Regions from separate parts of the Mus musculus genome. Here region 1 is linked to region 2. Evidence: chromatin contacts called from ENCODE POLR2A ChIA-PET data. All regions are on one chromosome and are shown on one strand. The core of a region is the stretch at or near the end of the contact, and the rest is flanking DNA. Distances in the headings are between cores, read along the strand shown. Region 1 holds the start of Zfas1 (zinc finger, NFX1-type containing 1, antisense RNA 1). Region 2 holds the start of Cse1l (chromosome segregation 1-like (S. cerevisiae)).

Evidence for each region. ChIA-PET counts read pairs that join two places held with the same protein, here RNA polymerase II (POLR2A).
Region 1: POLR2A ChIA-PET joins it to region 2 with 11 read pairs in Patski. The contact joins the promoter of Zfas1 here to the promoter of Cse1l in region 2. POLR2A ChIA-PET finds 5 or more read pairs at or near these places in 3 of 5 experiments (Patski and embryonic stem cell).

The regions. Positions count from the first base shown.
Region 1 is chr2:167,058,877-167,066,269 of GRCm38, reverse strand. It overlaps Zfas1 (zinc finger, NFX1-type containing 1, antisense RNA 1), which reads right to left and starts at 3,336. Exons shown (of 5, transcript NR_138563.1): 1 at 2,973-3,336; 2 at 2,543-2,634; 3 at 1,053-1,111; 4 at 790-836; 5 at 408-583. It overlaps Znfx1 (zinc finger, NFX1-type containing 1), which reads left to right and starts at 3,255. Exons shown (of 14, transcript NM_001033196.2): 1 at 3,255-3,760; 2 at 6,128-6,238. The coding sequence starts at 6,178. It overlaps LOC115486178 (a small nucleolar RNA gene), which reads right to left and starts at 2,797; the gene lies at 2,705-2,797. It overlaps Gm23201 (a small nucleolar RNA gene), which reads right to left and starts at 1,272; the gene lies at 1,184-1,272. It also overlaps Snord12.
Region 2 is chr2:166,904,016-166,911,067 of GRCm38, reverse strand. Cse1l (chromosome segregation 1-like (S. cerevisiae)) reads right to left here and starts at 4,972. Exons shown (of 25, transcript NM_023565.3): 1 at 4,891-4,972. It overlaps Gm31204 (a long non-coding RNA gene), which reads left to right and starts at 3,774. Exons shown (of 3, transcript XR_866966.3): 1 at 3,774-5,489.

The sequences.
Region 1 (7,393 bases), core at 2,087-4,586, 160 kb before region 2:
CCCCACAATCTTTTTAAAAAGTGTGGTTATGATTCTTAGTAAACAGAGGGATTGGGCTTAGAAGAGGCTGTTGAGAAGCAGCCAGGCAAACCATGTATCAGCCACCACAGGGCCACTGGACCTAAAAACTCAGGCCCACTTACCTGAGCCAAAGTCACCCCCAAGTCCAGATAACCTTGGCTGCCACTTCTCACCTGCAGTAACCCTAATGTGATCCCTGGGCCCCACAAGGCTGGAGATGCTCTGCAAGCCAGGAGCAGCAAAGCAGCTACAGCCAGGCTGACCTGTAACTTAAAAGCTAGCACCAGGGTGCTAGCTACTCACAGCTGTCCCACTTAAGGCAGTGGGAAATGTTCACAGGAAGCAGCTGTAGGCCCACCCAACCCAGAAACTCAAGACACAGCAGATAAATATCATTAGTCAGATTTTTATTTCTACAGATAGGCCAATATTTATTATTTCCAGCAATAGTGCACATGATACCACTACTCCCCAGCCAAAAAGTAACTCTTCTTTGCATTCTGCATAGCCTTGTGGGGCTGGGCAGCAGGAACACATCTGGTATTCTGTATTCCAAAAGTACCTAAAAAGAAAAGTAAAATGTTGATAGGCTTTTCTGGCTGAACACATCCCCCACCCCCACTTAGCAAGCAACATGGTGAACTTGAATCCCACCAGGAACCTTAACAGCATGAACAGAGCAGCAAAAGCCAAGAATCAAACACCCGTTACTCTCCACACTTGTTATAACATCCCTAGAAACAGGTTAAAACAGTAAAAGAACCTCACCTGAAATCAAGATCAGACCAACACCTGCATCCTCGGCTCTCTCGGGCCTGTAGAAAATAAATCGAAGCCATTATCAAGTGAAATAGATTAAAGCCAACAATGAATTATTCCTGGGGCTGATGCATCAGACAAAACTGGCAATTAGTATTTGAGATCAACAGGGTCGATCTGACGGGGAAAGAAATGATATCATCAGTTCACCAGCCAAGTTTATGTCAGAAACAAAGTATACACTGGAAGAGGGACACGTGGAAACCACTCACCAATGCTCGCCTCAGGAGTTCACGCTCCATTCAAAGCCCGGTTTTGTCTGTCAGCAAACCTGAGATAAAATGCAGAAATAACCTGTCAACTACCTGAGCGCCAAGGGCACAGCAGCAGTGGGTACTGTCAGGCAGGCATGTCAGACATACTGGCTTAAAAGAATGTGATCAACATGGTCGATCTGATGGGGAAAAAAGTTGTGTCATCACACATGCCTGTCTGTGGGAGGCTGCTGAGCCTGATCCCAAGGGCTAGGTAGACAGCTACTTAGGACTACATCTCCTTTACAGGAGACAGCTGTAATACCAGTGTCTCCAATTATTAGCTAAAGGAATGGGACTTGCTGAGATAATCACAATCGCCTTGGAAAGTTTCAACATTATGTACCAGGAGGCCTCACGTATGACCTGAGGCGCCCATGACTCCAGCACCAAACCCTAAATGCAACTGTCTCACATATACAACTCTGACTGGCACTGTCCACTTGCAAATGATATGACAATTGTTCAGACATAGCACCCTTCAGTCTCTAGGCTTGCCTCAATTTAAGTCAACTTGCCTGGGCCTACTTTTTTTTTTTTTTTTTAAAGATTTATTTATTTATTATTATATGTAAGTACACTGTAGCTGTCCTCAGACACTCCAGAAGAGGGAGTCAGATCTCGTTAAGGATGGTTGTGAGCCACCATGTGGTTGCTGGGATTTGAACTCTGGACCTTCGGAAGAGCAGTCGGGTGCTCTTACCCACTGAGCCATCTCTCCAGCCCGGGCCTACTTTTTTTAAGAGTAAGATTTATTCATATATTTTATGCACGAGTACACCACCATTGTTCTCTTCAGAGACACCATAAGAGGGCACCAGACCCCATTATAGATGGTTGTGAGCCACCATGTGGTTGCTAGAAATTTAACTCAGGACCCCTCGAAAGAGCCATCAGTGCTCTTAACTGCTAAGCCATTTCTCGGGCCTACTTGATTTAGGGCATATTCACATTTTTATCTGAGTGGGTCAGGGTGGATATCAGAATACAGTAATGGAGGATAGCCATTGTCACATCTTGAAAAGCACTAGCCTGCAAATACTTTAGCAGACATGTTTCATTGCCTTTCTAAATACCACGCATATACAAAAGAAATCTCAACCCGGCTCAGACACTGCACCCACAAACTGCTGAATGCTCCCATATCAACAGCCAAGAAAATGTGTTACAGACTAATCTCAATGGGACCATTTTCTTAATCAGTCCTTTTCTCAGGCAGTTCTACCAGGACACTTTAAATAACAACAGGGCTCTGCATCTCCTGTGTCAGTATGTACAGATACACAATTAAAAGACTTTAGTATACTTTGATAATAAGGCTCAATCCTCGGGGCTTTTAAAACAACGAACCTCAGCAGTAACTCTTGCATCAAATTCCCTATCACTGCCCACTTAAAGGCTCTTCAAAGCACGTGATTGCCACTTTAGGCCACTAGACGAATGCATACCTTAAGACTTTCAGATGGTAGGTGAGTTCTCATCTCCCTCGATGCCCTTCTCTCCCTCCAACCTCCATGCTGTCCTGCTTGGTCAGGTCAACCTACAAAACAAAAGCGTCCATCACCACCTATATCCTCGACCAGGAACAAAGAAGACCAGGGTCCTCGAAGGCTGGTGTTTATCAGGACAAACTGGCAAATGTTTTAAAACATCAGCACTGTCGATATGACGGGGAAAAAAGTGAGTTCATCATTTACACCAGCAAAAAGCTTCCCAGGCCAAAGCAGAAGGCGTCTTTTCCACTTGAATCACGTCTTCGAAGGTCAACCTGGGGATCGCGCTCCATAAGCAACACTTGGAGACTAGGAGCGGTTACAGCGACTAAACTTGATAAGAGGTTAACAAAAAAAAAACTTGTGCTGTGTGGACTCAACTCACCATCTGCAAGTTAACCCCGGAGGGACGAGACATATCGGGAACAAAGCAAACGCTCTAGGAGCCGCCGGAACGAAAGGACGAGAGCGGCGGCGAACCTTCCTTATATAGACCTTGGCGGCGCGTGCGCCTGCGCACTGTGCCCATGGCGCGTCGCTTCCGGGCGCGACCGCTTGGCGTCCTGGGAAATGTAGTCCCCGAGCCGCCCGGCCCCAGCTAGCTAATGGTTGTCCAGCCAGTGTCTAGCCCCTCCCCGTGCTCACTGGGCCTCCGGGGCTTCTCGGCTTCCGCGCCATGTCGCGCTTGGCACGCACGAGCCGCCCGCCGCGTCCCCCTGGCTCCGGGGCCAGCCGAGACCTGCGGCCGCCCGGGGCGCAGTCAACCCGCCCCCCGCCGCGCCCTCCCCTCCGCCGCGCCCGCGGGGAGCCGCCAGTCCAGCCGCCGCCGCTACCGCGGGCGCTGAGGCGACGCCGCCCTTCCGCCCGCCCCGAGGGCGGGGGCGCAGGCGAGCCCGGCCTCTCGCTGGAGCCCGCGGCACCGCCTCCTCGTCCTGCGCGGCCTCCTCTTCCTCCGGGCCGCCCACTAGGCTACTCGCCCCGCCCAGGGGCTGCAGGGACTGGAAACCGAAAGTTCGCGGTGCCGGGCGGGGCCGCGACCTGCCAGGGCCGGGGCTGAGCTCTAGCCCTGCGGAGGACGCGCCCGAGCCGGTGAGTGGCCTCCGCCCTATCACGCACCTGCTTCTGCGGCGCTGCGACCGCCGGCGTCCCGCTCTGCCTCCGGCCGGGTGTCAGGTTAGCCTTGGAGTCCCTATCTGCCCCACTCAGCGCCCCCACCACCCCCGGAGTCCCTGTCCCCTTCCCTCAGTTCTCCTATAGTCCCCAGAGTCCATGTCCCCTTCCCTTAGTTTTCCTATAGCCTCCAGAGTCCCTGTCCCTTTCCCTCAGTTTCCCTATACCCCCGGAGTCCCTGTCCCCTTCCCTCAATTATCCTGTAGCCTCCGGAGTCCCTGTCCTCTTCCCTCAATTATCCTGTAGCCTCCGGAGTCCCTGTTCTCTTTCTCTCAGCCCCCCCTATAGTCCCCGAAGTCCCTGTCTGCTTCTTCAGTTTCCCTATAGCCCCCAGAGTCCCTGCCCCTTTCTCTTAGTTTCCCTATAGCCCCCAGAGTCCCTCAGTTCCCCTATCATCTCCGGAGTATTTGGAATCTCCCATCACCCCTAGGATCTTTTTCCACTCCTTACCACCCCCAGAGTCCTGTCCTCCCACCTCCACCGTCACCCTCCATCGTTCCCTGAGTTAAGTCTACCTGGTTATCAGCAGCCCCATTTCCCAGTCCCTGTTTCCTCTCCTCAGCAGCCCCATCACCCCTAAATCCCTGTTCCCTTCCATTAGCCTCACCATCACTCCCCAGAGTCCCTGTCTCCTCTCCTTAGCAGCCCCCATCACCTCCAGAGTCGGTGTCTCCTCCCTCAGTACCCAGCGTATCCTGAGCCGCGGGCACTGCCATTACCTGCTTCGACTCTCTTCAGTTCATCTGTCACCACCCTGATCACACCCCACCTCTAGTGCCCCTTCATCTCAGCACCCAGTCATCCCCTGTGCGTAGTTGTCCTGCCTCTGCTCCCGGTCCCTGGAGCCCCACTCTCTCCATTTCTCACCTATTGCTATACCCACTTGTTCCACAACCACCCTGGGCTCCCCATCCCTAGGCCCTGCCCTACCTCTGAGTCCCCCCCAGATCTCTCCTGCTTTCTGTAACCTTACAGTGTTTCTCTGAGGGATGTATGGTGTGGCGACTTCTCTCGGGACTTGAAATTTACCTAGCTACAACCCAGCTGCCACCTCTTGCTCCATCCTCTTTCATCTTACCCTGTAATTAGAAGTCTCTAAATGTTATCCCTGCAACAGCTTAACCATTGCTGATCTGGTGCCCTCCCTGCCTTGCTTGCCCTCCCTGCCTTACTTGCCCTCCCCGCCTGCTCCTGCCACTCTTCCCTCGCCTTCTCTAGCACTTATTTGCTTCTGTTTTCTTTTACACTGCTGCTGCATTCTATTTTAGTATTTTTTTTTCAAAATGAGGAAGAAGGGATTTTCCTCAGAAAATTTTTCTTAAAACAAACACTAACCATTGAGCCTGCATCATAAGAACAGGGTTTGGTAAGATGAGGAGAAAAGTCACCACAGAAAATATTCCCTGTGGGAAGAAAAGGGACTCTTTTTTTTTTTTTTTCTGATAAGAATAAAAGCCACCTCTCATACAATGCCAAATCTATTCACAGTTTCCAACTATGAATATTTTAAAACTGTGAGGACAGTCTCAAAAATCCTTTAGCTGAGAACTGAGTCACCACCACCCTGCCCCCCTGCATCCACAGGCTATGCCTGAGTTATATTGAGAAGTTCCCTGAAGGGGCTTCCTCTTCACCCAGCATCAGAAATCCTCAAGACAGAAGCAAGGCAAGAATTGCTAGCTGGTTGAGAGGAAAGAAGGCTAAGAGCTCACTTGCTGTCTAGCAGGAGGGAGCAGGGAACCTGTCCACTGCTGTGTCCTAAGAATGCCTGGCCAGGTCCTGAGCCCTTGGGTGTGTGTTTGTTGAAGCAGGGTCTCATAGAGTCCATGTTGGCCTCAGGCTCAGTGGAAGCTGTCTTTGAATTTCTTCTGATCTTCCTGCTTCTGCTTCCCCGCTCTTAACTTGCCGACCCTCCTGCCTCCAGCTCCCAGGAGCTGAGCTGAGCTGCCAGCATGCACCCTGCAGCTAGCTGGCACATGGTTTTGGATTGACACACTTGTACTCCTTTTGCCCCAGCAATCATTTTGTAAGAAAGGAAATGAAACCTAAGCTGTAGATTAAGTAACCTGGTTGAAGGCAAACCAAACAGTAGTTTGGGAGTTGATGACTCTCTCTTTCTGACCCCAAGCAAGTGAAGGAGTCCGGGAATGGAGGATTGGATCCCTTGGAATCGCCTAAATTGTGAGGTTAAGTTTAGAGTTTGTAGCACGGTTGGGAATCCGCAAGGTTGAGTGCTTGTGCTGTGATTAGAATCTGCATGTTTTACCCTTCCTTAATAAATGATTAACATATAAAGGCAGAAGGGCCGGCTTCGTGGGGTTTGGGTATTTGCTGTGTTTGAAGGGCACCGGTGACTCTCAGCCTGTGCAGTTACAGGTAACGAAGTCAGGCGAAGGTGGCAGAATTCGTGAGACTCAGCTATGGAAGACAGAAGACCTCATCTAGAGGCCAGGCCCAGGAATCCGCCTGCCAACCACAGAGGTAAGCAGGGTTTCTATCAGGTGAAAAGGGGAGGCCTACCGGAGATGGTCTGCGTTTTTCAATTAGTGAGGACCTCCTTGCGTGGTGGGTGTGATGGCGCACACCTTTAATCCCAGCACTGGGGAGGCAGAGGCAGGCAGACCTGAGGCCAGCCTGGTCTCCCTAGGAGAGCTGCAGACGGTTCTGTGGTAGGACGGTAGGCCTGTCAATCCAGCAGGGAGAAGAGGCTTGAGAATTTGAGACCAGCTAAACTGTGAGATTAAGGCCACTCTGAGCTCCTTGCTGAAAGCTTGCCTCCCAAACCAGGGCTGGGGAGTTAGAGCCCTTGCCTCCTGGAAGGTTCCTTTTTGGTTCCCCGCAGGTGGTAGGAGGTGAGAAACAGACTGACTGGTGGTTTGCAGCCGGGCTGCCCAATAGAAACTGCGTCTAATCGCCAATAGCATCGTTAGGAAATTTAAAAGGATAACCAATAGCATTAATTTTTAATGATGTGTGTGTGTGTGTAAATCAGAAGACTTCTCCTAAGAGTTGGGTTTTTTCCTTCTATCATGTGGTCTTGAGGACTGAACTGACATTGTCAGGGTTGGTTAGCAAGTGCCCTCATCGACTGAGTCTTGAAATTTTTTTTTTTCTAATTTAATGGCAACTCAGTAAAATGTAATGCTCTAGTTTCTTAAGTTAATGATATTAAGATATTAACACTTTATGAGAATTAACGTGCATAGACACCTGTGGGTCAAAGCATTCATATACATAAAATGATAATAGTGTTTATAATAATAAATATTTTAAGAATTAGAGGCCACATTGGGTTACAGGATTAGAGCCTATCTCCACCAGAAAAAAAAAAAAGACCCTAGTCAGGTGGCTTCTTTAATCCCAGCAGCAGGAAGGTAGAAGCAAACAAATTTCTGTGTTTTAAGCCAGTGTAGTTAGTGAATTGCAGGCCAACCAGGATTACACAGTGAGACCTGGCATCAAACAAAACAAAATAAACAAAAGACCCACTTAAGTGTATTTGCATCTGACAGGGTTTCTCAGCATCCCGGCTGTCCAGGAACTCACTCTGTATAGGATGGCCTTGAACTCAGAGATCCTCTTGCTTCTTTCTGCCTCTGTCTCTCAAGTGCTGGAATTAAAGAGCCACCACTGCCT
Region 2 (7,052 bases), core at 3,723-6,222:
CCAACTCACAGAGATCCACCTGCCTGTGCTTCTTGAGTGCTGGGACTAAAGGTGTGTGTCACCACACAGAGCTCACTGGAGATTTTAAAGTGGGTGAAATTTATTTAAAGAGATTTTGGAACTTTGAGCTGGTAATGGTTTGCATAACAGAGATAGAGAGACTAGACAGTTCGGACACTGGGAAGGGGAAATCTGTATGAAGCAACCAGACAGTGCTAGGTGATTTATATGCTCTACCGTTCATTTCAAACAGCGATTAGGAAGGGAACTCCAGAGTGGCTGACTCACATGCCTAAACTGATAGACAGGTCTGATTCAGATCTGCCTGATTCATAACACCTTTTCTGCTCCCCAGGGCAGCCTCTAAATGTTTCAAAATGATACAGCTGAACTAAGAACACAACAGAAAGGCTGCTGTTAAAACAGGGCAACCCGAGCCGGGAGTGGTGGCGCACGCCTTTAATCCCAGCACTTGGGAGGCAGAGGCAGGTGGATTTCTGAGTTCGAGGCCAGCCTGTTCTACAAAGTGAGTTCCAGGACAGCCAGAGCTATACAGAGAAACCCTGTCTCAAAAAAACAAAACAAAACAAACAACCCCCCCCCCCAAAAAAAAAAAGAGGGCATCCTAGAAGCCAGGAAAAGCAGCAGCAGTCAAAGAGAGTAAGACAGGATTCTAAAGAATGAAAAAGATCGCCAGGAGTGGTGGCCCAGCCTTTAATCCCAGCACTTGGGAGGCAGAGGCAGGCAGATTTCTGAGTTCGAAGCCAGCCTGGTCTACAGGGTTAGTTCTAGGACAGCCAGGGCTACACAGAGAAACCCTGTCTCAAAAAAAAAAAAAAAAAAAAAAAAGAAAAAAAAATAAATGAAAAAGATGTTCCACCAGTGTTTTGTTTTACTGAAGACAAGGTGTCACAAGCTAGCCTTGAACTTATAACAACCCTCCTGTCTAAGTGATGGATTATAGACATAAACTAAATTTTCATCTTGATACATACTGAGAAAAACACTCAGTGAAAAAGATTAAGGCTGGCCTTGTGCAGGATGCTTCCCAATAGCCGAAAGCCATGACCTTCAAAAGAACTTTGCTATCTGTGTTCTCCTCACCATAGTCCTTTCCACTTAGCTATTGAGAGGACTTATCACAAGGCAAGTCTGAGCTTAAGGATGGGTGGCCAGACCTCATGTGAGACACACATTATGACTCACAACCTTGGGATCACCTGTCTCCCACTCACAGTGCTGGGCTTACAGGCATTTACGTCCCTGCCTGACTTTTACATAAGCGCTGAGGATTGAATCCAGTCCTGTAACTACTGAACCATTCACCAGCCCCTCAAAAACCAAGCTTGGGGATGGAGAGAAGGGTCCATAGTTAAGAGCATTTGCTGCTCGCTCTAGTGTGCTTTCTATTGCTGTGGCAGATATTGCATGCTCAAACACCAACTTGGGGAGGTAAGGGTTTATTTCATCACCACTGTAGTTCATTACGAAGAGGAGGCAGGGCAGGAACTCAAGGCAGGAACCTAGAGGCAAGAAGTGAAGCAGAGGGCTGGCGAGATGGCTCAGTGGTTAAGAGTGCCAACTGCTTTTCTGAAGGTCCCGAGTTCAAATCCCAGCAACCACATGGTGGTTCACAACCATCTGTAATGAAATCTGATGCTCTCTTCTGGAATATCTGAGGACAGCTACAGTGTACTTACATATAATAAATAAATAAATAAATCAAAAAGGAAAAAAAATATTTAAAAATAAAAAAACAAAAAAGAAGTGAAGCAGAGGCCAGGGAGGAGTGCTGTTTACTGGCCTGCTCAGCCTGCTTCCTTGTACCACCCAGGACCACCTGCCCTGAAAAGAATTAATCCCAGAGACTGCATACAGGCAACCTGCTAGACACTCCCTCTTCCCAGATGACTTAGAACTGTTGTAAGAGGACAATCTTGGGCTGGAGAGATGGCTCAGTGGTTACGAGCACCAACTGCTTTTCCAGAGGTCCTGAGTTCAATTCCCGGCAACCACCTGAAGGCTCACAACCATCTGTATAGCTGTATATACACATAAAATAAACAAATCTTTAAAAAAAAAAAAAAAGGACATATAGGTGAACACTCACACATAGAACATTAACACCTTTTCAAAGTCCTGAGTAGCGGAAAGCCTAGCCTCTTCCTATGGGCCCTCAGATGAAAATGAAGGTTTTGGGAACAAATACTTTTCCCCAAACATCTCACAAACGCCCATGATAAAATGTCCAAGACTCTTGTCTTTTTGTCAACCTCACTAAGAGAAGCATTTCTGAGGCCTTCCTTGCATCTGGGAAGAGGGAAAGGAACTCAATAAATGAAAATTAACAATACATCAAGAGATTAACTTAACATCTGTTCCCACCTTAAAAGTTTTTTACAAATTTATGTGTATCTGTATATGTTTCTGCCTGTATGTATACCTAAGAGTCGATGGAAGCTAGGGGCCATCAGATTCTCTGGAGCTAGAGGTATAGGCAATTCTGGCCCACCTGTAGGTACTGGAAACCACCCTTGGGTCCTCTGCAAGACCAATACATGCTCTTGACTACCGAGCCACCTCTCCTGTTCCCCGAGATTTTACTATAGGCATTTATTATATGCACATGTGCCACAGCATATGTGTGAAAGTCAGAAGACAACGTGCAGGAGTCAGCTCGCCCCTTCCAGCACTGGGGTCCCAGGGAACCCAGTTGTCAGGCCAGGGAGGGGTCACTTAGGGTTACTTTCCATCCATCCATCTTGCTCACCCTACCCTTGGCTTTTTTAAAAGAACAGTTACTGGGGCTGGTGAGATGGCTCAGTGGGTAAGAGCACCCGACTGTTCTTCCGAAGGTCCAGAGTTCAAATCCCAGCAACCACATGGTGGCTCACAACCATCCGTAACAAGATCTGACTCCCTCTTCTGGTGTGTCTGAAGACAGCTACAGTGTAGTTACATATAATAATAAAATAAATCAAAAAAAAAAAAAAAAAAAAAAAAAAAGGGGGGAGTTATATCCCCCATACACCACAAAAAAAAAAAAAAAAAAAAAAAAAAAAAAAAGAACAGTTACTAAGCACACTTCAAGACAACAGGAGTCTGGGCAGTAACCTGAGTCCCTACATCATTTCTCTGCTTCCACTCTGTATCAAACCCAAACTTACACGGCCACAAAGTCCTGCACCAGCTCTTCTTCCCACCACTTGACTTGGATTTTCCTAAGACGCCCCGAATTCCAAGTGAGTTTCTGTCCTTGAGTTTTTGTTTCTTGTTCACCTCACCTTTCCCTGGTTAGTCTCTGCTCAAACGCCACCTCTTCACCTGTCACCTCTGTCACGACCTGAAATACCTGAACTCACTCACGGACTCCTCCAATTAGAACGTGAGCTCCCTAAAGAGAGACACCTTGTCCACTTGTGATTCTTCACTATATTCCCAGGGTTTCATAGAATGAGATATTAAACAAATAAGGCAATAAATCAATTCCACAGTTAAAAGCACTGCTCTCTCAACCAATTCCTGTCTAGAGACTGGCTTCCCAAAGCCCAACTAGAACACCAAACAGCCAGAGGGGAGAAAATTCCTTTGCACAAATGGAAAAGTGAAGAAGAGTTGAGTGTGGTAGCCTACACTTGTAGAAAGATAACGCTCTAAGTCTAGCCTGGGCTATGAAAGACCCTTTATCCAAAATAAATAGATAGACAGACAGACAGATACCTTCCATGTCTTCATAAAATAACAGAGCATTCACCATGTGGCTCTCATACATGGGACCCAGCAATAAAAAGTTATCCTTAAAGATAACTCAGAGCAGATGAGAACCGTGAGAAACAAGCAGTAGTTACTACATATAAGGTCAATGCTACAGGACACATAAACGTGGGTGATGTGGCCATCGCAGTGAGAACTGAGAACTCCTCCCTAAGAAGGGAACTTGAAAGGCAGGGAGGGAGGCAGCCCCGCCAAGATCTGAGGTCAGCTGCTTCTAACATCACGAAAGCTGGGGACTTAGCATACAGGACGGGACTATGAATACTTAAAAGAGCCGGTCATGGAGGCGACAGTGCTTATGGAGAGACGAATGGCCATGGTCAGCAGTTCAGGCGAGCCCTCTGGGAAACACAGCCTGCAGTCAGCGGAACCTTCAAGCCACTTAACCGAATATGCAAGTGAAGAATCGTAAGTTTGAGGAGAGGGTAAAAATGCCATTTCAGTGGAAGAGATTGTTCAACACGTGAGGGAGCACGGTTTCCACGCCCAGCATCACCTAATTATTTAAAAACTAGGAAATTCGTAGAGAGGCAAGGACTAGCTCTGAATTACACTCCTAGGGAAAGACGGAGTGTGCGTGGGGACAGATTATCTAACTGGAAAGCCGGCGAGCCCCAGGCAGGGGAACACCATTCGCCTGTAGGTTCCTTAGGTCCTAGGGACACGAACGTCACAGCCAGCTGAAACCCGAGGGCCAAGTCCACTCTGGCGGAGGCCAAAGCCCCGCGAAGTCAGAGTGGGCGATCTCCGGCCTCTTTTAGAACCAGGGACCCAGACCGGCTCGGCCAGGTCAGGCCTCGGCGCGGAACAGCGCTCACGCTGCGGGCCCCGGCGCGCCGAGAACGGACGCGCGGGCTTGACCAATCCGCGGACGCCTACGCGGCGGCGCGACCAATCCCAGCAACGCTGGAAGGGAAGGGGCGGGAGCTCGAGAAGCTCGCGTGAGGCCGAGCCCCAAGCTGCCCCAGCTTCCCGGAGCGGTCAGGCCCGACCCAGAGGCGGCGTGCGGGGAAGACCAGGCGCGCGTCCTCGGGCTGAGGCCCAGATCCACCTCCCAGCGATCGGCCCCTCCCTCAGCCGCGTCCCCGCGGCCACCCTGCTCGCTCCATGCCTCACCTCGTGGGGACGCCGAGACCGAGGAGGGAATCCCAAGCGAGAGCTGCAGCCGACACTACCCCACTCCAGCCGCTGCTCCGCCTCACATTCAAACCCTGGCAAAATGGCGCGGCGGCTAAGGTGGCGGCCACTGCGCATGTGCGAGTGAGACCGGGACGCGGGGTGGAGCCAGGAATGCTTTGGCCCCACCCCGGCTGCGAGGGCCAATCGGAACCATTGCTCGGGTCTGCGGTGACGTCACAAGAGACCGTGCCTTTTGACGCAGGCTTCTGTTTTGGGTTTCTTTCCTCAGACCCTAGCAGGTTCTGCGAGTGGCTCCTAGTGGCTTCTAACTGTTGGATGGAACGTGCTCGTTCACGCCTGAGCGAAGGGACAGAGCAGAGCGTCTGTTCTAGGACAAATAGAATAAACGAATGAGTAAGAATTTCAAGCTAGGGGATAGCACGCTTGGTTAAGCAAGTGATAGCTGCGCAAGGAAGAAGACGGGAGTTCGAATCCCCAGCACCCACATAAAAGCCAGCCTGACTACAATTCCGTACCTGGGGAGGCAGACACAGGAAGATCGCTGGGGCTTACTGGCCGGCCTGTCTAGCTAATTGGTGAGCTTCTGTTTCCATAAGAGATCCAGCCTTGAAAACTAAGAGAGCAATGGATGAAGACACCCACATTCATTCACTCACACACACATGATTTCAGAAGCTGAAGGCGATGGCTCATGCTTGTTACCACTTGGCACTTGGGAGGCAGAAGCAAGACAATCGCCATTTATTTAAGCCCAGCATGGTCTACACAGAGGCCAGGCATAGCTACACAGTGAGATCCTTTCTCAAAAAAAAATTTTTTTTTTCAGACGACGATGTAGTTGGTGGCAACTTAAAGGTAACTGGGATGTTCATTTGACCCTTGAACAAGAGAAATCTTATCTTTTCAAAAGCCAGGAGACAGTTGTGTGACTGTACGCCTCGCAAGCAAAGAAAGGTGAAGGTCTAGAAGCAGGTTTTTGATCAAGACTGAAGCCTAGTGTTCTGTAGTAAGACCGGGCTGAAGAAGCCAGCTTAGCTTGCCTTCTCTGTTCCTCTCTGCTACAAGCTTACCCCACTTTACTGCACTGATATGTGTTCCTTCCTGTCTCTGGGTCCAGGAGTAGCTGGCTCACTTTGCGTTTTAGCCAGTAAAGGACAGGCTGCCTAGCTTGCCATGAATTCCAGGTCACAAACACTCATTTTCATAATCGATACTTCATGGGAACGCTTACCCTCAAAAGCATGCATTGTTTATGTAAGGTTCTCATTAAACTGTTTTTTTTTTTAAGATTTATTTATTTGTTATATGTAAGTACACTGTAGCTGTCTTCAGACACTCCAGAAGAGGGCATCAGATTTCATTACGGATGGTTGTGAGCCACCATGTGGTTGCTGGGATTTGAACTCAGGACCTTCAGAAGAGCAGCCGGTGCTCTTAACCACTGAGCCATCTCGCCAGCCCTAAACTGGGTTTTCTGTATCTTACCTGGTTGGCTTGACTTCATTCTATCATCCTGAGTTAATTTATGTAACAGGAGGGGTGCGTGGGTGCCATGGTAGCTGTGTGAGGTCAGGTCTCACCAGCTTGTGGGTCCCAGGGATTGAACCCTGGCCCTCAGTCTTGGCAGCAAGTGCTTCTACCCTCAGCCCTCCTCCTCATGCTGTCTGCAAGGCGTGTGAGTTTCTTGTGTTTCTTCTACACAAGAGCTTAAGTCTTACTGCTCTTCTTTATAGCCGTGCCTCCAACACTCAGCACACCCCAGCTGCTCAGTAAAGATGTTCTGGGGTTTTTTGTTTGATTGGTTTGGTTTGCTTATGACTTCTCGAGACAGGGTTTTTCTGTGTAGCTGTCGCTGTCCTGGAAGACAGAGCTGTAGACTAGGCTGGTCTCGAACTCACAGAGATCTGGTTGACTCCATCTCCCAAATGTTGGGATTAAAGATGTGCCACTGCCACCACCACCAGGCTCTGTTGCTAGGTAATTTTTTTTTAGATTTATTTATTTATTACGTATACAATATTCTGCCCGCATGTATGCCTGCATGCCTGAAGAGGGCACCAGATCTCATTGTGGATGGTTATGAGCCACCATGTGGTTGCTGGGAAATTGAACTCAGGACCTCTGGAAGAGCAGACAGT